2 separate regions of the Homo sapiens genome follow, and region 2 is linked to region 1. The links are chromatin loops, found by intact Hi-C in ENCODE. Cell type or tissue: GM12878. All regions are shown on one strand. Each heading gives the region's core, and the rest is flanking DNA. Links, peaks and the distances in the headings are about the cores only.

Region 1 (15,559 bases), core at 3,424-11,423:
TCCATAAATGGTGCTGGGAAAGCTGGATATCCATAGAAAAAAATGAAACTAGACACCTACCTCTCATCTTATACAAAAATCAAATCCAAATGGATTAAAGACTTAAACCTCAGACCTTGAACTATGAAACAACTAAAAGGAAATATTAGGGAAACCCTCCAGAACATTGGACTGGGCAAAGATTTATTGGTTAATATCCCAAAAGCACAGGCAACCAAAGCAAAAATGGACACATAGGATCACATCAAGTTAAAAAGCCTCTACACAGCAAAAGAAACAAGCAACAAAGTGAAGAGACAACCCACAGAATGGGAGAAAATATTTGCAAACTACCTCCTCTGACAAGGGATTAATAAACAGAATATATAAGGAATTCAAACAATCCTATAGGAAAAAATTGAATAACCCCATTTTAAAATGGGCAACAGATCTGAATACACATTTCTCAAAAGAAGATATACAAATGACAAACAGGTTTATGAAAAAGTGCTCGACGTCACTAATGATCAGAGAAATGCAAATCAAAATACAATGAGATATCATATCACCCCAGTTAAAAAAGCTTATGTCCAAAACATAGGCAATAACAAATAACAGAGAGGATAAGGAGAAACGGGAACCCTCGTACACTGTTGGTGGGAATGTAAATTATGGAACCACTATGGAGAACAATTTGAAGGTTCTCAAAAAAAACTAAATATAGAACTACCATACGACTCAACCATCCCATCCTAAGTACACAGCCAAAAGAAAGGAAATCAGTATATCCAAGAGATATCTGCACTTCCATGTTTTTTCCAACACTGTTCACAATAGCCAAGATCTGGAAGCAGCCTAAGTGTCCATCAACAGACAAATGGATAAAGAAAATATGGTACATGTACACAATGGAGTACTATTCAGCCACAAAAAATAATAGGATCTTGTCGTTTGCAACAACATGGATGGAACTGGAGGTCATTATGCTAAGCGAAATAAGTCAAGCACAGAAAGACTAACTTCACATGTTCTCACTTATTTGTGGGACTTAAAAATTGAAACAATTGTGCCAGGCGCGGTGGCTCAAGCCTGTAATCGCAGCACTTTGGGAGGCCAAGGTGGGCGGATCACGAGGTCAGGAGATCGAGACCATCCTGGCTAACACGGTGAAACCCCGTCTCTACTAAAAATACAAAAAATTAGCCGGGCACGGTGGCGGGCACCTGTAGTCCCAGCTACTCAGGAGGCTGAGGTAGGAGAATGGCGTGAACCCGGGAGGCAGAGCTTGCAGTGAGCCCAGATGGGGCCACTGCACTCCAGCCTGGGTGATAGAGCAAGACTCTGTCTCAAAAAAAAAAAAAAATTAAAATAATTGAACTCATGGAGATAGAGAGTAGAAGGATGGTTACCAGAGGCTAGGAAAGGTAGTGGGGGACAGGGTGGGGTAGTGGGTATGGTTAATGGGTACAAAAAATAGAAAGAATGAATAAGACCTAGTGTTTGCCAGCACAACAGGGTGACTATAGACAAAAAAGAATTTAATTGTACATTTTTAAATAACTAAAAAAGTATAATTGGATTGTTTGTAACACAAAGGAAAAATGCTTGAGGCAATGGATATCTCATTTTCCCTGATGCGATTATGACACATTGAATGCTTGTATCAAAATATCTCATATATTCCACAAATATTTATACCTCCTATGTACCCACAAAAATTTAAAATTTAAAAAAGACAAATAACCCAAATAAAAAAATGAGACAGAGTTCAAATGGACATTAGATGGATGGATGGATGGATGGATGGATAGATAGATAGATAGATAGATAGATAGATAGATATAGCAAATACTCAATTGAGAAACTGCTCAACATCCTTCCTTAGTCACTAGAGAAATAAAAATCAAAGCCACAATAAGGTACCCATTTATTTATTTATTTATTTTTTAATAAGGTACCCATTTATATCTACTAAAATGACTATCATTTTGAAAATGGAAAATAACAAGTGTTGTAAGGATGTAGAGAAGCTGGAACCCCTCATACATTGCAGGTGGAGAGGTAAAATTGCACAGCTGCTGTGAGAAACAGTTTGGCTATTATTCAAAAAGGTAAACAGAGTTACCATACGATTCAGCATTTCCACTCCTAGATATACTCAAGAGAAAGGAAAACATGTGTTCATTCACACAAAAATTTGCACACATTCACAGTAGCCAAAAAGTGGAAACAAAACAAACGTCTATCAACTTATGAACACGTAAATAAAATGTAGGACACTTAGACAATAGCATAGTGTTCTGTTATTTAGAAACACGAAATGCTGATACATGCTACAACATAGATGAACCTTAAAAACATGAAGTGAAAGTAGCCACACATAAAGGAACACATACCATTTGACTCAGTTTAAATGAAAAGTCCAGAATAAACAAATCCTTAAAGACAGACAGCACAATCATGGCTTCCTCTTTTTGAGAGTGGGTGAAAATATTCCAGAACTTGATAGTCATGATGGTTGCACAACCTTACGAATCTATCCAAACCCACTGAATTGTACACTTTAAAATGGTGAATTTTATGGTGTGAATTATCTTCTGATTTTTAAAAAGACATACAATTAAACCAAATATTGCTACCGATTCCAAAAGCATGGGACAAACCAGCCATATCACTAATGTGGCTTCTCTGATTTTGACACATATTTTCCATCTTTCAAGAATCCAATACTGTTGCCGATAAAGCATTTTCATTTTAAGCTTCATAATAAGCCGGTCCATTGTTGTCATCATTCCTCGTCTGACATGTGATTTTATTTTATTTCCACAACATAGTGAATTTTGATAGATCACAGTAATTTCAATCCATGAGGATCTTTCAACTGTAGGAGTGAATTAGAAAGATATTTTTATATTGCCTATTTGAGATAACAGGTCCTAGCACCATGCTTCAGGCAAAATACATCAAAAGAATGAACTGAAGGTTAAGTTTCCTTTTAGATCTCAATTTTTATAACATCACAAAAATTCTTGCCTGAAAGCAGCCAAATTATTCAACTGCAAGACGTTCTATATTCACCTCATTCAGCCTGAGGGAAAGAACAAAGTCAGTAACTGGAGACACCTCTAAGGTTGAGGTGCATTCATCTTCTCATTATGCTCTTATGAGCCTCCAATCCCTGAATACAACACCAATACACTCCGAGAGAAAATGCAAGTAAAAGCTTTTTGAAAAGCTTTCTATTATGTCGTATTTGCAAAGGTAATTCTCACGTGAAAAGAAGCAATAAGAAACTCAAGTAATGAAATTTAAATACCATGTAAAACAATTATTACCATTTTATCCTACCCAAATCAGTCAATTAAATGGAACTCTCTCTCTAAATTAGTTTTAGATAGCATTTAATCCCAATTTAATAAAAGAATTACTTTGTATATGTACTTGTTTCTGGGCAGAAAGTCTCTTGCTGTGATTATGAAATCTTCCAAAGGAAAGGCTAGTGAGCCCTTTGCCTCTAATGCTGTTTACTGGAGAGCAGTGTTTGCATTCTGTTTAAGGTGGCTCTGTGGGGAATCCAGAGGTGTTTATTCACTGAACTACCTAGAGATCCTTATTATAAAATGATTTCAAATATAAGGGAATCCACTGACATATTATCCAGGAGCAACTTTGATGACAAATTTATATTTGATCAGGTCCTTCTTGGCTTCCATCTGTTTTCCGTAGGGCCTGGTCCTGTGCTATGCAGACAGAGCCCCCTGGGGTTGTGCAACACTGTGGTACTGCTTAATAAATGCTTCTTGACATTGATGATGATGACAATGGGTGTGCCATCAGGTGCTATGATGCACGTTCATTTATGCACATGGTCAATGATTTTGTATTGATCCCTCCATTTGTGCCAGGTCCTATCTGGGCATTGTTGACACAATGATGAACAAGAAAGGCAAGACCCCTGACCTCAAGCAGCTTTACATTTTGGTGAAGGGAGACAGAAAATAAACACAGCAGAAGTGAGTAAGATCATTTCAGACACTGATAAATGCTGTGGAAACAATACAGTTGAATCACGAAAATGGAAGTGACGGGGCAGGACTATTTATTTACAATGGCTCACTGAAGTGCACAGAGGCAGCCAGCCCATCAGGCAGTCCTGCAGCTTCTAAGACCAGTGGAGCGCCTATGCTGAGAGCACCAGGAAAACATGGAAGAGTCCAGGAATAGATGTTTGAAGGCCACCTAAGGAATCAGTGTACCAATAAAAACATCCAACTCACATCGGGCTTACACCGGGGACTGCTTTTAAAAAGTCTCCCATTATACCTGGTGGCCGTTCCTTTACACACACAGTAGCTCTATCCTATTTCAGCTTTCAAAATGTAGTCAGCTAAAGACTGGCCATAGTTCTGATATTTCACTATGACATAAAAAACAATTTGGAGTTTGTCCGGAAGACAGAATTAAAGAACTGTGAATCCTGAAATATCCCACTGAACTGCTGCTAACACACTCACACTCAGAGGTAAGGAAAGGGATGTAATTTTCCAATCAACAAATTCACAAGGTCAATATGCAATTGCAGGGAGTGGGAGGTTAGCTGCAGATGGGTCCAGGTGTAAGTTATGTACAATCATGACTCCAAAGAAATCTATTTTAGAACTTTACATGATAGTAATTGTCAAATCTTCACTGAATTTGTGTTATGTCTTTTATGTAGTCAATGTGATTTTTTTCTTTTTTTTTCTTTTTTTTTTTGTTTTTTTTTGAGATGGAGTTTTGCTCTTGTTGCCCAGGCTGGAGTGCAATGGCTTGATGTCAGCTCACAGCAACCTCCACCTCCCAGGTTCAAGTGATTCTCCTGCCTCAGCCTCCCAAGTAGCTGGGATTGCAGGCGCCCGCCACCACACCCAGCAATTTTTGTATTTTTAGTAGAGATGGGGTTTCTCCATATTGGTGGAGGCTGGTCTCGAACTCCTGACCTCAAGTGATTTGCCCGCCTTGGCCTCCCAAAGTGCTGGGATTACAGACGTGAGCCACCGTGCCCCGCCTGTCAATGTGATTTTTATAAAGAGTAATTTATAATTTCCTGGAAGAAAGGTAACTGCAAAACTGAGGCAGACCATGGCACACTTCTGGGTACATTTGGGAAAGTCAGTTTCTTGAGTGAAGTGGCCATGATCATCTGGAAGACTAACCGGTGGGCAAAGAAACGGAGAGATGAATGCCAACTCCAGTCTTTTCAGCAACATCGACATCACTGGGGCAGATAACATAGGTCAAATGTTCCAGCGTACCTTTGTTCCTTATGTGTTGTTTTGGTTTTGCTCTTGGATTTTTCTCATATTGCATATTTGAGACCAACTTATTGTGTATTTGAGACCGACGCTAACAACAGCTAGATGGGCTCCACCTAAGGACAGCTGTCGCCTTCCTGTCCTGTCCTGTTCCCTCTTATCCATCTCAAAAATACAGTGTAGTTTCTCCTACCACCTTCCATCAAACTGTCTTCTGGCCTCTGCCCCACACTCTCTCTTCCGCTTTATTCCACTCACTGGTACTCCATTGTCGTAACTCAGGCGAGATGACAACATTTCCAGGCAGCTGTCTTCATCCTCTAAGCCTGGGTTGAGATTCCCAGTACAAGCCCTGTAGCATTTCCATACCTTCAGCGTAAGGGTTTCAGCTGGTCTGGCTGTTCCACCAGACCATGGGCTTCTAGAGGCCAAGGACAGGCTGCCTGAAGACTCCCAATAAACCTTGTTGAAGAAAAGGACTCACTAGTTTGTAGTATGCTCCCACCTGCAGTCAACTCAATCCACTGAATTCTCTTTTCCTTTTCCTTTTTTTTTTTTTAATTATTTTACTACACTGATATAAACCCGCTGGATTCTCTCTCTGCTCCTGTATTCAGTGAGTTGCAATATCACGCCACATGGCTTCTGGAAAACTCCACTGTACACTCATAGTAGAGTGAGAATCAAAAAGACAGGTAATATTTTGCTGTTATTATTAAAATAGTATTGACTTTGTAGAATCTCTGAAAGGATTGTGAGGCCCTGCAGGAGTCCCCACCCCACTTGGAGAACCACCGGTCTGGATGATTAGATGTCACACAGGTGCTTTTTCTCAGCCATTCACAAGGAGCACGTCATTTCCCGACTGTCCTCACGGAGCCACCGGGAAGGTCCATGTTAGTTCAGCCATCTTACCCTCTCTAACAATTAGGCAGTAGAATTAGTCATGAAATTGTCTCCTTGAGGTAATTCTAAACCAATATTACTTTTGAATGCAGAACTTTTTAAATAATAATTGTTGGCCGGGCGCGGTGGCTCACGCCTGTAATCCCAGCACTTTGGGAGGCCGAGGCGGGCGGATCACGAAGTCAGGAGATCGAGACCATCCTGGCTAACACGGTGAAACCCCGTCTCTACTAAAAATACAAAAAAATTAGCCGGGCGTGGTGGCAGGCGCCTGTAGTCCCAGCTACTCAGGAGGCTGAGGCAGGAGAATGGCGTGAACCCGGGAGGCGGAGCTTGCAGTGAGCCGAGATGGCGCCACCGCACTCCAGCCTGAGGCACAGAGCGAGACTCTGTCTCAAAAAATAATAATAATGATGATGTTTAATTTATTTGTTTTGCTAATTTACAAGTGTCTGAGATGAAATTTATTTTGTTCTTTTGAGCCCAACCTAATTATTTATCTAAGTCTAGCCGATCTTTGCTCCGATTCTTTACCGACGGGCAAGAACCTTGTATTTGGTCACTGTGTGCTCGCTGCTGCCCGCATCCTGTAGTCTCTCCCCGCCGCAGCCAGAGTCATCTAATGCGGGGTCTCCAAGGAGGTCTGTCTACCCCATATGCACAGGATGATCCACCGGTGAGGAGCAAAATTGTATATCTCCAACTGACATTATTTTATATTAATAAATATGAAAGAAATTCGATCTGCAATATCATCTTCAGAGATGGACCCTAGCAGTCTTACTCTATTTATATGTGAAATGGTCATGCAGCACATGGAGTGTGCCAGGCATTTTGAGGCCACGTCCCTGTTTTTACTTCCTGCCACTCTCGTCATCTTCTTATGATATGCTTAAGTCCCTGTCTCTTTCTCTGCTGCACTGTTAGGCATGAACTGCTATCTGCCCTTTTCTCAAGTAGAAAATTTCTACACATCTTTTAAACCCTGCTCAATGGTCACCTCCTCTGGGAAGCTTCTAGACAACCCCAGACAGTTGAAGAGCACACACAAGCCTGGGACTGTGCCTGTGGTCCACCTGTGTGTCTCCTCACAAGGACAGAAGCCCCCAGAGGCAGTAGACACATCTTATTCTTTTCTGGGCTGGTCTTACAAACCAGACACAAACGGATGTCGATGACTGCCCTCATAAATATATTTAAATCCCCTGTAGGTGAAAAGTTTCCCTAACGAGTGTATCATATCTACTACTGACCATAGTGAGGAACATACCATAAATCATTTCAATCTATAGCATGTATTATTTTAGGCAAAATAACTTTACTAATTTTACACTGAAGTAAAAATTCCACAATAACAGATATAGGAATAAAATGGAACTCAATAAAACAGACTGTTATACCCAAACCAAGACCAAATATATAATTCCGTGTATCTCTTAGAATAACCTAGAAATGCTTTGCAGGGTTCCTTTACTGAAAAGAATCTCAGCTGTATAACATTGCCACCTAGTGGTGGATTGCAAAACACAGTAACTCAAAATAATCCTAACCACCATTTCAAAGATGCGTAATAGGATCCTTAATGAAAGAAACCAAAATATTTCACCCCAAGATATACGGCTATTCATAGGGGGCTTGAAATATCATCATGGCTAAAAGGCTGTCTTTTGTCAGGAGATTTGCATCTGTAGAGAATCTGCCTTGAGGCAGGCGTGGTGGCTGACACCTGTAATCTCAACACTTTGGGAGGCTGAGGCAGGAGGATCACTTGAGCCCAGGAGTTTGAGATCAGCCTGGGAAACATAGGGAGACCCCCGTCTCTATTTATAAAAAATTTATTTTAGAAAAAAAGCCAGAGAATCTGCCTTGATGCAGCCAGGTTTCTCTGAGACTCTCCCTTGCCTGGATCGAGGAAAGATAAACTGAGAGTCTGACACCTTTAGAGGTCTGCAAGAAACATACCACCTAATCTTTCTGAGGGCCGATACCTGTGAGGTTTCATCTACATAACGAGACCACCTTTGCTAGCCAGGCCTCCTCTTTTCTCCCTCCCATAATCTGTCTTATTATTATAACCTATTTTACCACCTCTATTAGTCTGTTCTTGCATTGCATTACCTGAGACTGGGTAATTTAATAAGAAAAAAGGTTTAATTGGCTTCGTGGCTCTACAGGCTGTACAGGAAGCAGGGCTGGGGAGGCCTCAGGAAACTTACAATCATGGCAGAACGCGAAGGGGAAGCAGGCATGTCCTACATGGTGAGAGCAGGAGGAAGAGAGCGAAGCGGGAGGTGCTACACACTTTTAAACAATCAGATTTCATGAGAACTCACTCACTACCACGAGACTAGCAAGGGGAAAATCCACCCCCATGATCCAATCACCTCCTACCAGACCCCTCCTCCAACATCGGGGATTACAATTCCACGTGAGATTTGGGCAGGGACAGAAATCCAAACCATGTCACCACCATAACCAGTTTTGGGCCATGCTCTGAGGCCCCATTCTTTTTATAACCTCAAGGTGATATATAAGTTTCTGTAGCCCATTAGAGGGTTGCGATAATCACTCTGTAATTTTCCCCACCTGCACACTAATAAATTTGTAGGCCATTTCTACTATTATTCTGCCCTTTGTTATGATTTTTCAGTGACTCTTCAGAGGGTAAAGAGGAAGCTTTCCCTTGGCCCTTACATTAGGCTCTGGCCATGATGGTATAACGGAAACCAGAGTTCCTTTCCACCAGAAACAAACAAAAACCAGACAAAAGATATGACACCGTGGTTTGCCAGACACTGGACATCAGGCAGTAAATGATCATGTGAAACTGGAAACAAAGACGGTAAGCCCTACAGCTGTCCCCAGATTTCTGCCTTGAAAGAGATTCCAGGCCACAGTGCAAGGATAAGGAACCCAGGGGAAGCCTAGTGGACTCCCAGAGTGAAGAAGACAGAGCTGAGAGTCCAGGAAGGCCCAGGTGGCTGGAATAGAAGGGAAAGAGTACCAGAAAGCAGAGAATTGCAAAGAGAACAAATTTGGAGAGCTCCAGATGGTCTCCTTCTAATACTCAGATGAATATAATTAGTATATGTGTGAGTAAACCACTCAAGCCAGGAAAAGAACCACCTGAGACGATGGGCTGCAGTTCCTGGAGCTCACACAGGATGGAAAAGAGCACCTGCCCCTTCCAGCCAAAATGGAAACTTCCAGATTCATGAGACACTGAGTAGAGTACACAGAAAGTTCATGCATCAGTAGAAAGAAATAATTAACCCTAGACTGAGCACTTCTTTGATTCTGCCTTTAAAAAATCTTAAAAGCAAGAACTGAAACTATTTAAACTGTTTCCAAGTAACTCAGCTGCATCCCAGAACAGAGCCCATAAGTATTTATAAGAATATCAAAATATCTAATATCCAACAAAGACATTAGAACTCACAATGTTTGGCATCCAATCAAAAATCACCAAAATGTAAGGAAGCAGAAAAATACAACTCATAGAATAATCATCAAGCAATCAAAATTTATAACAGACACAGATGTTATAATTGGCTGAGGAGAAAAATAAAAGTTATTTTAACTATTCCATGCATACAAAAAGTTTAAGCAAAAAAATAGACAATATAAAAAGACCCAAATTGAGCTTCTAGAAATAAAAACTACAAGGTGTGAGATCAAAAATACACAGGATAAAATTAACTGCAGATTAAACATTGAAGAAAGGGTTAGTGAGTTTAAAGATAACAAATGAAACTATATGAAAGGAAATGGAAAGAAAAGAGAATATTTTTAATGAACAGAGCATCAGTGAGCTATGGACCAATTTCACATAGCACGTAATTGGAATCTTTAAAGAGGGTTGGAGGTGGGGGGTTAAGAAAAATATTAAAGAAAATATAGTTGAGATTTTTCCAAATATGAAAACTATGATCCACAGATGCAAAATGTTCAACAAAACCCAAGCACAAGAAACATGAAGAAAACTACAATAAGACATGATCATTATATTGCCTAGAACCAGTGTCAAAGAGAACATATTAAAAGCAGCCAGAGGGGGGAAAAAACACATGTTACTAGAGAGGAAAAAAGGTAAAGATGACAGCAAATTCCTTGTTGTAAATAATGTCAGCTAGAAAACAATGAAGCAACATTGTTAAAGTTGGAAAACATAGTCAGCCTAGACTTCTGTATCCAATAAAATAAAATATCTTTTTTAAACAGTGAAGTAAAGTCTTTTTGAGAAACATACCTATGTGTTCACTCACCCATTTAATATATATTTATCAAATATTTCTGGCTGCTCTGCCTATGGAGTAGCCATTCTTTTATTCCTTTACTTTCTTATGAGATATATAAAATTATACAAATATGATCATATATATACACACATGAGCTATATTTTATATATAAAAGATATATATGAGATATACTATATATCTTTTATATATAAAAGATGTATATGAGATAAACATATATATCTTTTATATATAAAAGATGTATATGAGATAAACATATATCTTTTATATTTAAAAGATGTATATGAGATAAACATATATCTTTTATAGATATGAAACATATCTATAAAACATATATATCTTTTATAGATATGAAATGTATCTATAAAACATATATCTTTTACAGATATGAAACATATCTATAAAACATATATATCTTTTATAGATATGAAACATATCTATGTTTTTATATGAGATATATAAACCTAGATATATAACTATAATAGAAATACATTATATATCTTATATATAAAGCATACATATGGACTTATAATCATACATATATGATCATATATATATAAAGCATAGATGAAGGGAGGAAGGGAAGGAGGCTTCTCAATCTCACATCTGACTTCAGCCATTGCCAAATTTCTCTTCTTTTCTTCAAAGGTGAACTTAATGGTCATTGTATCTTCATCTCCCATCCACTTTTTAGCCCAGTGCAGTCTTTCTTTTACCCTCTCCTCCCACTCAGACTGCTCTTGCTTGGTCATCAAGTCAAGCTTTGTTTCTAAATCCAATAATATTTTCTGGGCCAGGTGCGGTGGCTCACACCTGTAATCCCAGCACTCTGGGAGGCTGGGCAGATCGCGTGAGCCCAGGAGTTTAAGACCAGCCTGGGCAACATGGTGAAACCCTATCTCTACAAAAAAACCACAAAAATTAGCCAGGCATGGTGGTGAGCATGTAGTCCCAGCTGTTTGAGAGGCTGAGGCAGGAGGATGCATTGAGCCCAGGAGGTCAAGGCTGTAGAGAGCCATGATTGTGTCACTGCACTCCAGCCTGGGTGACAAGACCCCCTCTCAAAAATAAATGTACAGAGAGCTCTTGAAACTAAAACATAAGAAAACAAATTATCCAATTTTAAAATGGCCACCACACCAAAGAGATGCAGAATAGCAAATACGCACATGAAAAAATGTTTAACATCATATGTCATTAGGGAATTTTAAATTAAAACAGCAGTGAGATACCACTGCACATCTACCACAGTGGCTAAAATCCAAAACACTGATAATACCAAATGCTGACAAGGATGTGGAGCAACAAAAATTCTTATTCATTGCTGGTAGAAAATGCAAATAATACAATCACTTTGGGAGACAATTTGGCAGTTTCTTCCAAAGCTAAACCTAGTATTATCATATGATGTGGTTATCACATTCCTTGGTATTTACCTAAATGAGTTGAAAACATGTCCACAGAAAAACTTGCACATGAACATTTATAGCAACTGTATTCATAATTGTCAAGACTTGGAAGCTACTAAGATGTCCTTCATTGGGTCAATGGATAAATAAACTGTATTATGGCCATATAATGGAATATTATTCAGAGATAAAATGAAATGAGATATCCAATCATTAAAAGAAATGAGGGAATGTTAAATGCATATTGCTAAGTGAAAGAACACAGTCTGAAAAGACCACATACTGTATGATTCCAACTATATTACCTTCTGGAATAGGCAAAATTAAAAAATACAATCCTAAAATTCATACGGAACCACAAAAGACCTCAAATAGCCAAAGAAATATTGAGCAAAAAAAGAAAAAAAAGGGGGCTGGAGGCATCATACTACCTAATTCCAAAATCTATTACAAAGCCATAATAATCGAAACAGCATGGCTCTGGCTTAAAAACAGGCACATTCACCAGTGGAACAGACTAGAGGTCCCAGATGTAACAAATCCATACATTTACAGTATGGATCCATACAGTATGGATCCATACAGTATGTTCTTTTCAACAAAGAACATACTATGAGGAGGGGACAGTCTCTTCAATAAATGGTGTTGGGAAAACTAGATTCCACATGCAGAAGAGTGAAATTGGACCTTTGTCTCACACCATATGCAAAAAATCAAGTCAAAATGGACTTAAGACTTAAACATGAGACTGGAAACTGTAAAATTAATACAAGAAAACCTAGAAAAAAATGTTCCACAACATTGATCTGGGGAAAGAGTTCTTGGATATGACCCCAAAAGCACAGGAAGCAAATAAATAAATAAATGGGATCAAACTGAAAAGCTTCTGCACAGCAAAGAAAACAATGGAGGAAAGAGACAAGCCACAAATTGGGAGAAAATATTTGCAAAACATACATCTGATAAGAAGGCTCATATCCAAAATATACAAGGAACCCAAACAACTCAATAGCAGGAAAACAAAGAACACAATCAAAAAAATGGGCAAAGGACCTAAATAGACGTTTCTCAAAAGAAGACATACAAATGGCTGACAGATATATGGAAAAATGCTTAACATCGCTAAGCATCAGGGAAATGCAAATTAAAACTACAATAAGCTATCACCCCACCCCTATTAGAATAGCTGTTTATCAAAAAGGTGAAAGATAACAAGAATTGGCCAGGGTGTGGAGAAAAGAGAACCCCTGTGCACTGTTGGTGGGAATATAAGTTAATGCAGTAATGAAAAACAGTATGGAGCTTCCTCAGAAACCTAAAAATACAATTACCATACAACTCAGTAATCCCACTTCTGGGTATATATCCAAAGGAATTGAAATCAGTATGTCGAAGAGATATCTGCACTTTCATGTTCATCACAACATTATTCCCAATAGCTAAGATATGGAAGCAACCTAGGCGTCTATCATGAGATGAATGGATTTTTAAATGTGGTTATATACACAATGAAATACTATTCAGCCTTAAAAAAAGAAAGAAATCCTGTCATTTGCAGCAATGTAGATGAACCTGGAGGATATTGTTAAGTGAAATAAGCCAGGCACAAAAAGACAAATATCATATGATCTCATTTACATGTGGAATCAAAAAAAGTTGAACTCAGAAATAGAGAGTAGAGCTCGTTTGCCATGGCTCACGGCTGTGATCCCAGCACAATGGGAGGCCAAGGTGGGTGGATCACCTGAAGTCAGGAGTTCGAGACCAGCCTGGCCAACAGGGAGAAACCCCATCTCTACTAAAAATACAAGAAGTAGCTGGGCGTGGTGGCACATGCCTGTAATCCCAGCTACTCAAGAGGCTGAAGCAGGAGAATTGCTTGAAGCTGGGAAGCGGAAGTTGCAGTGAGCCAAAATCACACCACCACACTCCTGCCTGGGTGACAGAGTAAGAAAAAAAAAAAGAGAGAGAGAGCAAGAAATAGAGAATAGAATGGTGGTTACCAGAGGCTGTGGGAGGAGGGTGGATGGGGAAAGGGAAGACATTGATCAAAGGATACAAAATTTCAGTTGGACAGGAGGAATAAGCTTTAGTGATCTATTGCACAGAATGGTGACTATAATAAACAAAAATGCATTGTATATTTTAAGATTAATAAAAGAGTATGTTTTAAATGTTTTGGTCACAAAATTGGCAAGTGAGGTGATGGATTTATTAATGTATTTGATTTAATCATTCAACAATGTAAACATACATCAAAATATCACATTGTACTCCATAAACATATATACAATTATTATTTGTCAATTTAAAATAATTTTTAAACTATTTTTTATAATATTGTAATAGTGGATGTATGCAATTATACATTTGTCAAAACCCACAGAACTATACAACACAGACTGAATCATAATGTAAACTATGGACTTCAATTAATAATCATGTATCAACATTTATTCATCACTTGTAATAAATGTGCCACACTAAAGCAAGATGTTAGTTACAGGGGAAACTTTGTGGGGAGAGAGAAAGGATATATAAAAATTCCCTGTATTTCATGCTCAATTTTTCTGTAAACCTAAAACTGTTCTATATAGCCTAAAATGAAATCTAAATGTTTAACTTAAAAAGGAAAACTGAACATCTGAATATTGTAATGTGGTAACTCTGAAAATCAGATTATCTCCCTTACCCAGAGTTTAATGTTCTTGTTTATTGAAGACCACAGTCATATATTTAGTGAGTTTTTTCAAACTATTTTTGCAGACTATATTTTTTATCACGTGTGGTTGAAGTTTCTGTTCCTTTAGCTTGTGTTCAACTAACAGGGATTTCCTTGAATGCAAGGAAAATTTTTAAGTCATCTTACTCTTGATTCAGCATTTAGTTAGTTTTTATAAATCTTTGAGTGTTTTAGAGTTCTGACAAAGTTGGTTCTGACAGTTTCTGCTTGTTTTTCCAGGTTTCTTAGAGAAATGTGTGCTTGTAGCTGTCTACTCACCATTTTGCTGATGTGACTCTCTTCACTCTCACTGTATTTTAATCTGGGGAATGTGGTGATCAGGCATATGGGTAAGGCAATTTCTTACCCGTAGTCTCTGCATTTCAGGTTTTAAAGTTTGAATCACTCAGATACCAGGTTCTCGAGGTTTTAATGCTACTTAGTACCTTGCCTCTTAGCTCCTCAAAATGATTTCATGATTCTAGTAACACACAACATCCCTCTCAGATGCTGGAGATTCATCATCTCATGAAGTTCTGAAATGTGACTAAATACAGACTGCTAGAGAGAAAAAGAGCCCATGGTATGTTCTGAATATGCATGTTTTCTCTTAGGTGTGGCTGCAGAGAAAAGGAAGCTGGTTTATGGCTTTATATTCTCTGTATTAAATATAGAATGTGGCCACCAAAGGAAGAGGTGGAACGGGTCATCTCTCTGTGCTGCCGTTGCTGCCCCTGTCTCATCTCATCATTTTGCAAATTAGAATATCGCATGGCTGATGAAGTCACTGTCCAAGTGTAGCTGTGTAATCTACTGTATGATCCACATTCTTTTCTACAGTGAGCAGCTAAGTCACTTTTCACTAGGATCTTTGGAATTTCAATTCTGCCTGTTTCTCCAACAGACTCAATGAGCCACGGCACCTATGATCAATATATTCCAGGTTGCTCTGTTTTCTGTATTTGTTTGCCAGCCATCAATATCTATGCCTCA
Region 2 (15,559 bases), core at 2,659-10,658, 860 kb before region 1:
CTCCTTTCCCCATCTACTGCTACCCACTGTCTGTTGTTTGCATCTTTATTTTATGTGTATTCAATGTTTAGCTCCCATTTATATGTGAGAATATGTGGTATTTGGTTTTCTGCTGTTGTGCTAGGTTACTTAGGATAATGACCTCCAGCTCCATCCATGTTGCTGCAAAGGACATGATTTCATTCATTTTTTGGCTGTACAGTATTCAGTGAGGTATATGTACCACATTTTCTTTAATCAACCCATTGTTGATGGGCAGTTAGGTTGATTCCATGTCTTTGTTATTGGGAACAGCACTGCAATCAACATACGGGTGCATATGTCTTTTTGACAGAGTAAGTTATTTTCCTTTGGATATATACACCTAGTAGTGGGAAGGTTGGGTCAAATGGTAATTCTGTTTTAGGTTATTTGAGAAGTCTCCAGCTACTTTACACAGTGGCTGAACTAGTTTGCATTCCCATCAACAGTGTATAACTGTTCCCATTTCTCCACAACCTTGCCAACATTTGTTGTTTCTTGACATTTTAATAATTGCCATTCTGACTGGTGTAAGATGGCATCTCATTGTCATTTACATTTGTGTTTCTCTAATGACTAGTGTTGTTGAGCCCTTTTTCATATGCTTTTTGGCCACTTGTATGTCTTCTGAGAAGTGTCTGTTCATGTCCTTTGCCCTAAATGCAGATATTTTAGAAGTATTGAACATATTTTATATATTTTCCCTGCTATTTAAATATTGAATAATTTGTCCTAGTTTCTTCCAAAAATGATTTCCAGCAACTTTCAAAATATATGGATTAGGGTGACTATAGTTAACAAAAATGTATTGTACTCAGGTAATGGACACACTAAATACCTTAACTTCATCACTACACATTATATACATGTGACGAAATTTTACATTTACTCCATAAATTTGTATAAGTTGAAAAACAATAAAAATATTTTGAGTATGATATTAACTGTATAATAAGAGTATAGTGAGTTTAATGAGAATAAGAACTACTACTTATTAAAATAATAAAACTTAAGTAGTAAAGATCAGGTAAAAATAAAACAAACATACAGAATACAACACAAAACTTGGTCCATACAAAATTACCAAAAAGGACGGCTGAATTGATTTCATTTTCTCCTTCAGTTTGTGCAGTGAAGGCAGCACATTCTCCCTCCTGCTTGGTAGTGTCCTAATGATGTTAAGCCGATGCTCAGAGGCAACAAAATTATCCTTACATCTGCTCAGAAAACCTTCCCTCCCATGGGCATCATTAAACACATTCCAGGTAAAGCACTTAACTTTGTCAACAATACCTTATACTAAATCACACAGTGTTTATCTTGTTGTATGGTAATACACCTCTCAAAATTGCAGTGACAATGATGGAAAATTGTGTTTTGGAGAAAAGGTTATCCCATATTGTATCAGAATACTGGGTTCATGACTAATTCCTCCTCGGATTAATAAATGGATAGAATTTAAGGCAACCAGAAAAACAGACAAATTAAATCATTTCAAATGTAATGTACTTTTTCACACCACTAGAATCTAGTAAGTTTCAATGAATTAAATTAAATCCACTGGTAATTATGGGAGTGCAGGTGTTCTATTTTAACATTTGTAAGTAGATTCTACCAACTAGACATAAGCAGAATTGCATTATTTGTCAGGGGAAAACCCTGAAGAAGCCACAGGCCATGTACAAAGCCTTCTTCCTGCCCATAGAAGACTAGTAGGCAAACCCTTAGTGTTATACACACACACACACACACACACACACATTTAATGTATTTGTTGAGCACCTACTATGTTCCTGGGACATTCCTAAGTCTTTCAAATTTTTTTGATATTTAATGACAAACAGGATTCCAAATGAAATCTTTATTATTTAGCTCAGTTTGCCCTAACCTCCAAGCTATTGATTTCCATTTTTTTCATTAAATATCTTAGATAACAGTCTCCAATGATATCCAACAGAATGACTTGACATGGTTTCATCAAAAAAGGGAGATTTGCTGGATTATCATTACAATCTTAGTTCAAAATAATCCAATCTCTGCTAAATATAGCAGAACCTCCTCAAAATTATGTCCTTTTATTTTTTATTAGCCCCGAGGTAAGTTTACATATATCCTGAACACATTTTGAATTGTTTTGGTAACTTCCACCAGAATATGGGAAGCAGTAAAAAGCAGAGAGAAAATCAGTTTTCCTGCTAACTAGATCGCCTTCAAAAAATTCCACAAAAGTATATAGTTAATTAAAGAAAATCATTCAAACTAAAACATAATTTCATATTTTAATATCTTTAAAATGTAAAAGCTCAGTGAACTTCAAAGTTTAAATATAAAAATAATCTAATGTTAGAAGGTGAATTTAGTGATCTGAATGTCTTGCTATCTCTATACTTTGCAATGAGAATAGTAATTTAAACAGCATTCTTTTGCTTCCGAGGGATTTGTTTTTCAAGAGATTGCTATTGCATGATTCCTTATAAAACTGATAAAAGCTAAAATATAGAAACATCCAGTATGCTAAAATATAGTTATATTTTTCCCACTTATCTTTGTCTCTTGGATGTATGTGCATGTGTGTGCGTATATACGTATGATACGTGTATATGTATGTATATATGTATATACATATATATGTACATATATGCACACATACATATATACACACACACACATTTTTTTTAATTTCAACTTTTATTTTAGATACAGGGCATATATAGGCAGTTTTTTTACACAGGCATATTGCACCCAGGTAGCGAGCACAGCACCCAATAAGTAGTTTGTCAACCCATGCTCCCTCCCTCCCTCCCTCCCCACTCTAGAATTCCATAGTATCTGTAATTCTCATGTTTATGTCCATGTGTGCTCAGTGTTAAGCTCCCACTTATAAATGAGAGCATGCAGTATTTGGTTTTCTCTTCTTGCATTAACTCACTTAGGATAATGGCCTCCAGCTCCAATTCATTTTAGGAATGTTTCTTTGCTCCCTCCCTGAATTTCTTTTCTTTTTGGGGGGTAGAGGTGCTGAACTGATATCCTCCTGCTCACAATGCAACATCTGGTATTTTTAAATTGCCAAGTCTATGGAATCTCTGCTTTTAATTATAAACCTCAAATCTTTCAAAGGAACGTTAGGTTTCCTCCAGGATTCAGCCTAAATTGCACTTATACCCAAAGCCACTCCTTCCCCTCAACCTCCTGGTGTCAAGCAATCCTTCTGCCTTGGCCTCCCAAAGTTCTAGGATTACAGGTGTTAACCACTGCATCCGGCCAATGAGACAGTTTCTATGAGTGTTACCTGGGCTCTCTCCTTTAGAATTTCTCATAGGCTGTAATCAAGTTGTCAGCCAGGGTTGTGTTCTTGTCTGAAGTTTTGACTGGGAAAGGATCAACTGCCAAGCCCACTTATATGATCATTGGCAGGATCCAGTTCCCATGAGCTGTTGGGTTGAGGGTTCGTTTTCTAGCTGGCTGTTGGTCAGAGGTTGCCCTCAGTTTCTTGCCATGTGGACCTTCCTGATAAAACAACTTGCCTCATCAAAGCCAGCAAAGGAATACATTCTACTCGACTATATCATGTAACCTAATCATGGGAGTGACAACTTTTGCCATATTCTGCTGGTTTGAAACAAACTACTCAGCCAGCACCCATTCACAGGGAAGGGACAAAGGCCTGGATGTGGAGGCAGGATTGCTAGGGGCCATCTCAGAAGCTGTTCACTGCAGTATCATTACAGTGAAAAAAAAAATTGAAGACATCTGTGTCCACGACCAGCTTATAAAAAGCTTTGTCCATAGGCAAGTGGCTGTTTTCACACAGGAAAACATCTGTTTCCACAGAGGCAGCAAGCGCGGTCTGGGCCTTATTCAAATCTACAAGCTTTTATCTGCTTGGGCAGCATTACAGAGCTGGCTGCTGCCAGTGCAGTTTTCCTAAATTGACCTGGCTGAGGCAAGAATTAGATTTCAGAGACAATCTTTTCACATAATGGCCTTTTAGATATTATATGAAAGAGTAACCATGGGCCTGTAATTTATTCCTCCCTCCTTAGGGATCTCTGAAGAAGTTTTGACTCTGAACAGAATTCTTTGCAAATATCGACTGATGGAATACACTAACATAGAAGACAAATGAGGGTCCTGAAAGGGTTGGCTACGCGCTGACTACTGATCTAGAAATCATTTCAGCATTACGTCCTGGTCTATTTAGACTGCTCATATTAAATTATCCTGAAAATCATGGGAAGCTGAGCTGAAGCATGCAAGTTATACATATAACCACAGCAAGACCATGTGTCTAGTGGAACTCCAGAACTCAGCAGCCTCCATGGCTAATGTGTCCCGTGTGCTTGTCATACTCCATCACCAAAATATGTCTAGCATAGGAAAGGAAGCTTAGGAAGCCTTATCTGTGGATTAGGAGCCTCCCAGATGCTGTGTATATTGCTTCTTCTGTCTCTTATCCATTGATAATTATGCACAAGCTTGGAGGTTCTGAAACAGTAGAAATGATAAAGGTGGAGGCAACTTTAGATTGGTTAAATGGCAATTGGGGTCATACAGCTACAGTTTTTGACAGCTTTAATTGAGATATAATTGACATATAACAAATTGCATATACTTTAAGTTTTGGCATATGTATACATCCCTGAAATCATAAATACAATCAAGACAATGGATACCTATTTGATACCACTGACCCAAACCATGATAGATGCTGTGATTTATGGGGATCCCTAAATTTGTGCTTGTCATGTTTCATAGTTTTAGTTAGTGGTCAAGAAGTACTCAAGAGACAGTAACCTCAGTTATTATGTATGGGATTAATTGGTAGCAGAAATGTTCATGCTTCCCGAAAGAAAGGTGAGACTAAAGAGGGAAATTATAAAGAAGAAGGAAAGCAGTGATGCTTGACCTACTCTGCTGGAATTGTTCCACTGCTGCTGAAAAACAGGATGAAAAAGGGGGAATTGAGAGGATTATTGGTAGGGTTTTGGCGGTATAATCTTGAAGCATGAGAGGTAAAAATCCAACTTCATTGTTGGCTATGACATGCATACCTTAAGAAGCCCCCTCGAAGTTTCCACATATAACTTAGCATGGATAAGTACAAATCCAATCATAAGGATTATGATTTGGAATGGAAATACTTAAACAGGCTGAATGTAATCCCTCAGTTAAAGCCATATTTCCTTTTTATGTAAATTAAGTAAGGATTTGGGATCTGCCCACCCACCCCTCAGTGAGGGAATCCAAAGAACTAGAAAGTGATGTGGATGGAATGGCCTGAGGGCAATAACTAAAATATGTGGAATTATTAACTCTTCGCAATCAGTCTATGGAAATCCACATAGGGGCTAGGAGGACAGTCTAAGAGGTCTAAAGGTGAAACTTGGAGAACGCGGAAATGCTGTGGTAGACAATAACAACGTACCAGTTAAACTCTAATTTGGAAAATACGACTGGAGAAAGTATTCTCTCATTTCATCTCCCTTACCTAAGTGTATAATGGGAATGGGTGTCACAGGAGAATGGAGGACTCTGCTCCTACATTATTACACTGCGTGTGTTCCATGTTCCATAGTCACCCTCCACCTGGTGTCACCTGAAATGATAAATTACAATCTTTGCAATTGCCTAAGACCTCCTCTGTAGAAAATACTAAATAATACAGAGTTCCAGAAGTAAAAGAGAACATTAATGCTTTAATTAGCATTAATGATTGAAATAGTGATATTGATCTCCATTAATTATTTTCCTTAATTGATAAATGAAAATTATTTATATTTATGGTATACAATGTGGAATTTTAATGTATGTTTGAATGTAAGTTAGTATAGCCACCATAGAAAACAATGTAGAGGTTCCTCAAAAAACTCTAATTAGAAGTAGCATATGGTAGTTTCAGCAATCCAACTTTTTGGTATATATCCAAAGGAAGTAAAGTCAATACGGCAAAGAGATAGCTGCACTCCCATGTTAATTACAGTATAATTCACCATAGCCAAGACACGGAATCAACCCAAGTATCCATCAACAGATGAATAAAGAATATGTAGTATGTATACACAATGGAATACTACTCAATCTTTAAAAAATCAGTAAACCCAATAATTCTCTTTTAATAGCCCTTACACACCAAAAACGCAAAGCAGGTTATCTACACATACTGATAGTGGACCACTGGGAGTTCATCTAGGTAGATCCACCATAGCGTTGGATGTGCTATAGATATAATTCAGAAAAACAAAAAGCAAAACCAATACAATTGCACCAACAGGCAATGGATCAAAGGAGAGCATTCAGTATAGATCTTAGCTCATGCTTTCTTTTGTACACCTATTTCAGAAGTCAATCAAGAACACTGCCTCCACATATTAACAAAAAGACATTTAAGCTAACCAGTATACTATCACAATCCAGCGTAGCTGCACTTGATCTTGATAACCAGGAGTAAGTTGATAACATCAATGATATCTTAATTGCCTCCTCAGAGGAAAAAGCAAAGTATACTTTAGAGACTGTGTCACCCAGCTGTCAATAAAGCACGGCAGATAAACCCCAGTACAATTCAAGACCTGCCCCAGTCCCTGAAAATTTAGAAAAGAACATGAGCCAGATCACAAGAGGCTTTCCTCCTATCATAAGAAATAATTTAGAATCTGATCTTGACCTTGTTACTAAACAGCCCAGAGACTGGAGAATCTGTTTGAGTTATGGCATAATCACATCTTCCACTCTGGGATATTGTTAGTCCTTTCCACAAAGTCACTAGAAAGAAATCTGAGATTGAATTGTGGCCTGACAGAAACAAGCAAATAAAAGATTTATAAAGGGCTGTCAATCAGGCAGTGTCTCTTGAGCCTTATGACCCGAATGCACAAATGATTGTAGAAGTGTCAACAACTGGAACACACACAGACTAGAGCTTTTGGCAGAAATCAATATTGCTGCTCAGTGGAGACGGCAGAGATTTTGGACTTGAAAGTGGTCTGATGCAGCTGCTCAATTCAGCCCTTTAGAAACATAATTGTGAGCTTGTTGTTGGGCATTGGCAGGAATTGCTCCTACATCAAGAGACCTGGCAATCCTGAAACCAGAAACACCCATCATGACTTAGGTGATGTCTGTGAAACATTCAAATTGAGGAAACACCCCAATGGAGCACACTGTTAAATGGAAATGGTGCTCAAGTGTACACTTTAGCTGGGGGTTCCAAAGTTCACAGCATTTATGAATAGATCTATCCCTTGCATTTGCACCCAATAGTAACCCTCCCTATCTTTTCCAGCCCATCCTGATCCACAGCCCAAAGATCTCCCTGCTGTAGCTGCTGAATTGTCTAAGCCTTTAAATTCTCCCCTGGCCATACAAAATAGCTGCTAAATGTACTGACTGGATTTCATGAGGCTGTTTCAGAAATTCAGTGGTTACCTGTCCTACATATGGTAAATCCTTAGTGGGAGAAGATAAAAGGCTGAAAGGGCATTTACATCATCCTGAAATCGACTCACTAACTCAAGTAGAGACACTAGAGGGAGCCATCTTTCAGGAGACGGGCTATGGCTGATGAAGCAACCTGAGAACAGATCCTATGCATTACTAGACTCATCAAACATCAAGCTTGCCAGCAACTCTGGGAAACAGCATCTGCCTTTACTCAGGGGACGTTTTAATAATAATGAAATCAGATATATTTAACATACACTGGTGCTAATGACAAGATGTCACTAGAAGTGTGCAGCCCAATAAGGTAGCTGCAAGCTACATATGACTATTGAGCATTTGAAGTGTGGCAAGTCCAAATGAGAACTGTCATATGCACAAAATGCATATGGGATTTCAAAGACAGTACCAAAAAAGTGTAAAATGCCTTGTTAATAATATTCTATTGATGACATGCTAAATTAATACTATTTGGATATGTTTAATACTATTTCGATATGTTTAAATTGTACTATTAAAATTGATTAATTAAATTGTATCTACTTTTTCCTTTTTTAGTATCCTTCTAGAAAATTTAAAATTAATATATGTGGTACACATTATATTTCTCCTGAACAGTATGCTTCTAGATTGCTTATTACAAGTTACCCTATAATTTATGGGCTTTGGCTGGCCTGAATTGTAGAAGGTGAATGTGCAGCCAGAACAGATTTATCACACACGCGCACACACACACACACACACACACACACACACACACACACACACACACGAGACAGACAGAGAGACAGAGACAGAGAGATTTATAATTAGGAAACTTTACAAAACTAGTTTAAAAAATAAGGAGATGAAACAAGATTTCAAAAGCACAAGTGGAAAAAGAGAAATTTGACAAATATCCTATCATGAAAACCAGGTTAATGTTAATTGAATGCAAACCAGAACAGCTGTATTTTCTTCACAAAGGAAAACACTGTGGAATAATATTGACAGAATCATCAAAAGGGAAGACAAAGGAAAGTAATAATATATTTTCAATGTTAAACCATAATAGAAAATTAAATAATAATAGAAAATTAAAACAAATTATTGACATATCACTCTGATTTTAACTCACATATTGGTAACAAATCTCCTCTCTATATACATTCATTTATTCTTTTGAATGTATTTCTGTATTCAATGTATTTATTTATTTAATATATTTATGTATTTATTAAATATATTTACAAAATGCCTACTAGTCCAGGCACTGTTCTTGTCACTTAAGATACATAGTGAACAATCGGACAAAACTTCTGTTTTTAAGTGTTTATTATAGTTACAAAAATGAACAAAAATAAAATTTTGTATATGATGAACATATTTAAAAAACTAAATATAATGGGTAATTTTCTTCCCTAATAAAAAAAATCTAAATTGACAGTTGTACTAGTTCCCAAGGAGTGGTGTTACAGGGTATCACAAAGTGGGTGACTTTCTACAATATAATTATATAATTATATATAATATGTATTATATAATATATAATATTAATATATTGTAATATCTAACATATTATATTATATATAATTATACATTATATAATATATAATAAAATATAATTATCTTATATATTATGTTATATAACATTATAATATATAATTATATTATATATTATATATAATTATATAATTATATTATATATTATATATAATTATATAATTATATTATATAACATAATTATATAATTATATAACTATATATAATTGTTATATGATTATGTTATATATTATATATTAAGTAATGCAATATATTATATTAATATATATTATATAACACATATTATATATTATATATAAGGGATTACATTCAGCCTGTTTCATATATATAACATATAATTATATATAATTATCTAACATATAATTATAATTATCTAACATATAATGATATATAAATACATAACATATAATTATATATATTAAAAAGCCACCTAGATTATTTATATTATATAATGATACATATAATTATATATTATATATATTAAACAGGCTGAATGTAATCCCTTATCATATAATTATATTGTAGAACATATATATATGTAATTATTATATAATTATATAAAACATACAGAATATAATTACATAAAATATACAGAATATAATTTATTCTGTCACTATTCTGGAGACTAGAAGTCCCAAATCAAGGTTTTCAAAGGGTCACGCTCCCTCTACAGCCTCTAGGGCTCAGGGGATTCTTTCTTTCCTCTTCCAGCTTCTACCTGCCCCAGGTGCTTCTTGATTTATGGCAGTATATCTCCAACTTTTGCTTCCATCTTCATGTGGACTTCTTCCCTCTGTGTCTGTCTCTCTCTCTGTTCTCATAAGGATTCCAGTCACATTAGATTAAGAATCACTTTAATTCAGTATGACCCTATCTTAACTTGATCACATCTGGAAAGACCCAATTTCCAAATAAGGTCACAGTCACAGTTACTGGGGGCTAGGACTTAAACACATCTTCTTGGGGAAACACAGTTCAACTCATATCGATACTCTAGTAGGAATCCCAAATAGACTAACTGTGTCAAGGGTCTTCAAGACCAGCGCCCAGTTTAATGATTATTAGAAGAACTCGCAAGACTCATGGCCAAGGTTTATTACATGGAAAGGATACAAGGAAAAAAAAGATTATGGGGAGAAGTCGGTAAGAATCAGGTGCAAGATTCCTAGAGTCCTTTTCCAATAGAGTCATGCAAGGCGTGCATAATTCCTCCAGCAGTAAGTTGTGAGAACACGTGTGAAATATTGCCTACTGGGAGTCTTTTTAGAGACTCAGTGCCCAGGGTTTTTATTTGAGGCTGGTCTTGCAGGCACCCACTGTTTAGCATACACCAAAATTCCAGACTCCCAGAAGGAAAGGAGATGTTTAACACACATCCCATTATTTGCATAGTCTAGTCACAATGAGTCATCCTTATTATTTAAACAAAGTTTATGTCAGTGGAGAGAACTCTTGATCACCTACATTCCCAGATGACAGCCAACCTTGTATGCAGGCTTTTCTAAGGATAGTAGTATCAGGTTGGTTCTTTTAGTGTCACACTTTTCTGCACGCTGACAAAAGAGAAAAGTCAAAAGTTATTTTTAAAAAAGTGTTCTCCCTCTCAAAAGCCACCTGGATTATTTAGTTAAATCATACAAGGATCTTATAATGTTCACATCATAACTATTCTATGAAATAGAATATGTTAGGTAAGAACTGGCTAATTTAAGCAAATAGCCATGATATCAAAATTAATCAACATCAAAGGTGGTCGTTTTTATTATTTGATATTATAGCTATTAAAAACTTCTATTTGGGATTCCTTTTCATAAATCTCTTTCATATTAAGTCGTATTCAGAATTGTGAAACACTTACATGTCTTATTGTATAAATTAGAGCTTTAATAACACAATAATCTAAATCGCAGGTTCTCTGTAGGGGCAATATCTCACCCAAGGAAGAAAAAATGGTTCTTGGAGAAAAAGAACCTTATTATTTTTATGTATAAAACAATAGATATGCATCAATACACACACAGATAAATAGATATATGTGGTATTAAAATTCCATGGTGGGAGACAGTTAGGAATAAAACAAGTTAATAAATTATCTCATATGACTTTTCATTTATTCTATTTATCTATCTTCTAGCACTATATATCTGGAAGGACTCAAATCAAGTTGTTACTATTACATCTGACTAGTGGGGTCAGGGTAAATATAAGAAAAGACTAAATTTTTATACTTTGTGCTTCCTTTTACAATGATCATTTGTATATAATAATGTAATAAACATAAAGTCATTTAATCAACTGAAAGAATCAGCAAAATACACATCCATTTGTCTTGAAGAGACATCCATTTCAGTTATATACATGGTGAAATTTAGAACTTCTTAATGAAACCAATGAATCCATTTGAGGTGAAAAAAAATCAATATGGAGTTTCCTAGTTGAAGGAAGAGACTGACTAAAGAAAAGCTAAAACCCAAGATAGAGTGCAATCAAGTGAGGTTGTATTTTGAAGAAAAGATCTGTCAAATATTATCTATTTCAAAAGTGTCATTGGGTCAAGCTTTACAGATGAGACCAGATTTTCTGTTTAATGTACATACACACACACACACACACACACACACACACACACACACGGACTCAAGAAATTGGCTGGTGGAAATACGAAGTAAAGTTTTAAGATAATTGGCATAAAAGTAAAACATTCTCGGATCATTTTTGAATTAACTTAGTGATACAGGAGTGCCGGGAAGGAAAGAGCATGGTCCCTTTAAATGATATGGAAGGTGGGGAAGGGAAGTGCTGGGTAGAGAAGGGTGGGTCCTTAACTAGGGCTCCACCCCCAGGGACCTAGGTGAGGACAGGCATTTCCTGCCCAAATGTTGCATTTCCCAAGACCAACCTGGCCTGCCACACCCCCATCCTGGGCCTATAAAAACCTGAGATCCTCATGAGGAGAAGCCACTGGACATTGTGAGGAACACATGGGAGAAAGAAGACACAACTGGCTGGCTGGGGCAGTCGGAGATGCTCAGCAGCCCGACTCCAGGGGAAAACCATCTCCTTTCTGGCTGCCCCATCTGCTCAAAGCTACTTCTACTCAGTAAAACCTTGCACTCACACTCCAAGCCCATGGATCTGATTCTTCCGATACATCAAAGCAAGAAACCCCGGGATACAGAAATCCCTTTGTCCTTGTGATAAGAAATGGGGTCTAATTGCTGGTTAACACAAGCTGCCTATAGACGCAAATTAAGAGAGCACCCTGTAACATGCGCTTACTGAGGCTTCAGGAGCTGTAAACATCCTCCCCTATACACTGCCACGGGTCTGGAGCCCCACAGCCTACCCATCTGTATGCTACCCTAGAGGTTTGAGTAGCAGGGCACTGAAGAAGCGAGCCACACCCTCATCGCATGCCCTGCCAGGGGGACAAGGGAACCTTTCCCTTATCAATAGTAATATCTATAATTGTACATCATTTGACCGTGAGATAATATATAAAATCTTCTGGAGTATCCCTACACACTTTTCAAGATAACAACAAAACTCAAGGAATTATTGAAAAGAGGAGGAACTGGAGTTTTGGGGATTGACTATTTTCAAGGGATTTAAAATTTGTAATAAGGTTCTCAAAGCAAAGAGGTTTTGGGTCTCATCATGAGAAAGTAAGACAGATAATAGAATATGAAACTGCCCACATAGTAAATTACCGACTGAAAACAAACCTGAGTACAAGTAAGTAATTTTCTTCTTTCAAATTCAGGGAAGGGTGTTGGAAACATGACAATTAGGAGAATTATTACAAAGTTTATGTATTCCAAAGCTCATCCAGAGAATTCTGTTTAGAAAGATCTTTCAGATTAATTCACGCTATAATAATTGCATTGGTGCTTTCAGCATTATTTACAATTCCTGGTTTAATTAAATGTGTATATTTAATTAAATATATTTATATGTATTTATATATGTCTGTATTGAATCTTTAGTTTCTTTATGTGTACTATTAAAATAAACTTTGTGTTTTTTCTTCCCCCATCCAGAAACTTTCCATATTCAATTTTTTGTACACACTAAACACTAATTGTTCTACTTAACAATCATTTTTGTTGTGTATTTTTCTCTTCCACTTATCAACACATTTTATAATACCAGCATTACACCAAAACAAGCCAAAAATACAATATTAATAGAGTACAGGCCAATCCCTCATATACATAGAAATGAAGAAGCTTTTCAGAATTTTAAAGGGCAACTGTGAAGAATTTACAGATAACAGCATTCCCAGCAATGAAAGACTCTGGATTTTCCTTAAGATCAGTAACAAGGCAAGAATTTCTCTTTTACAACCTGTATTCAAACATTGCACTGGAAGCGTAACCAGTACAATAAGGCAAAAAGAAGAAAAAGAACACAGAGAATGGAAAGAAAGAAATAACTATCTATAGATGGTTGCCTGTCTTCAAATGGCCTTTTCTGAAAGAACTTTTAAGTTCCAATAAAAATTTCATGGCAAAATAGGTTATGGGCTTTATCATTAGAAAGTAAGACAGAAATGAAGACAGAAGACATGATTGTGTATAGAGAAAATGCTAAGGAAGCTATTTTAAAAGCTGCTGCTAGAACTAATACGGGAAGCTAATAATGTAACACAATGAAATACATATATATTCTTATAAGAATTGTAAATTCAAATTTAAAAAGAATGGTTTATTGTTAGCATCCAAAAACTTAAAATCATAGGAACAGATTTAAAATTGATATAAGAACTGCATTTTGAAAAATGGAAAAAGCATAGTGCACAGAGAAATGAAAAAAGATGAAAGTAAATGGAGAGATACAATGTTCTTGAGAATCAGAAGGCTAAGTATTATTAAGACCTCAGTACTCTTTAAACCAGTCTTTACATTCAAGGCAATTCCATGCAAAGATCCTACAGACTTTTTAATAGAAATGGATGAGCGAATTCTAAAATTTATATGGCCTTTCAAAAGACCCAGAAGAGGCAAAAAACACCGTGTACAGTAAGAACAAAGCAGACGGACTTACACTATCTCATTTCAAACGTAACTTTATAGCTACATTAATCAAAATGGTGCAGCATTGGTGTGAACAAAAAAGTGTAAAATTAGATCGGTGAAAGAAAATAGGGTGTCTAGGCCGGGCATGGTGGCTCACACCTGTAATTCCAGCACTATGGGAGGCTGAAGAGGGTGGATAACCAGAGGTCAGGAGTTCGAGAACAGCCAGATCAACACAGCGAAACCCCGTCGCTACAAAAAATACATAAATTAGCTGGGTGCGGTGACATGCACCTGTAGTCCCAGCTACTCGGAAAGCTGAGGCAGGAGAATCGTTTGAACCCATGATGGGGAGGCTGCAGTGAGCCGAGACTGCACCACTGCACTCCAGACTGGGCAACAGAGCGAGACCCCATCTTGAAAAAAAACAGAAGAAGAAAAAAGAAAAGAAAGTGTCTAGAAATACGCCCATGGGTATAATATAAAAATTTTCAACAAAGTTGCCAAGAAAATCCAATAGGGAAAAGCTTTTCTTTTCAACAAATCCAATGAAAACAATTGGATGTCCAAATGAAAAATAGAAGAACTTTGTTTCTTATCTCATATCGTACACAAAATTACATAAAAATAGATACCGTTGAAACTCTGAAAAGTAAATTATAAAAACAACTTCTAGAAAAAATTATATAATATCCTTGTAACATTCATGAATGCAATGACTTCTAAATAGAACAACACAAATCATTTTAAAAATCTGGTATTTGAAAAGCATAAATAAGTAAATGAATCACAAAATAAAAAATTAGATTTTACAAAATTTTGTAAGTCTAAACTTCAAGATAGTAAAAATTACATAATTGGCATATCAAGAATAGATTATAAATTACATTATAAGGTAGATTTATATATTATTAGATTTCATATCAAGAATAGATGATGCATTACATAATTGGGCATATCAAGAATAGATTAATAATCCTGACAACCATAACTCAATAACAAAGCAAACTACCCAACTTTAAAATGTGCAACTTGTTTGATCAAATAATTTACAAAAGAAGATTTATAAATGACCAATATACGTGAATATGATCAATATCTGTAATCATCAAGAAAATGCATATTAGCATAATGAGATTTCTCTAAGATACCTGAAACTTAGAAGTCTGGCAATATCGAGTGTTCAGAAGCATGCAGACCAACTGGAAATCTTGTACATGTTTTATGAGGATGCAAAATTGGAGAACTACTCTGAAAAACAGATTGGCAGTTTCCTATACATATGTTTACTATATGTATAAATACCTCATCAGTTTTACCTCTAGAAATCTACCCAGGAAAAAATGAAAACTTACGTCCACACAAGTATTTCTACATAATTGTCTACAGCACTTTTGTGCATAATAGACCAAAATCAGAAATACTCCAAAAGTTGACCAAATGGCAAATAAATAAATACTAGTATATCAGAACAATAGAACACTTTTTTACTTAGCAATGAAGAATGGACTATGGATACAAGAGAACATGAACCAATC

The links. Hi-C counts contacts between places; a loop is a spot of excess contacts. Peaks named below come from ENCODE experiments on the same cell type or tissue, not always from the same donor. Only the 100,000 strongest peaks of a DNase experiment are listed, where the experiment ranks them.
Region 2: it touches region 1 in a loop (9-fold over the local background); 33 of 110 quality-filtered maps call a loop at or near these places.

What each region holds. Positions count from the first base shown.
Region 1 is chr16:75,781,485-75,797,043 of GRCh38, reverse strand. All of the region lies in intron 2 of LOC105371348 (a long non-coding RNA gene), which reads right to left. Among named protein-coding and RNA genes, the nearest start is that of CPHXL, 63 kb to the right of the region's middle. In GM12878, for the core only: a CTCF peak has its summit at 7,688 (motif pointing left); a DNase peak (open chromatin) is centred at 7,709.
Region 2 is chr16:76,645,618-76,661,176 of GRCh38, reverse strand. LINC02125 (long intergenic non-protein coding RNA 2125) reads right to left here. Exons shown (of 4, transcript NR_110934.1): 3 at 5,513-5,620; 4 at 2,699-4,509. Among named protein-coding and RNA genes, the nearest start is that of LINC02125, 18 kb to the right of the region's middle. In GM12878, for the core only: a CTCF peak has its summit at 7,561 (motif pointing right); a DNase peak (open chromatin) is centred at 7,546.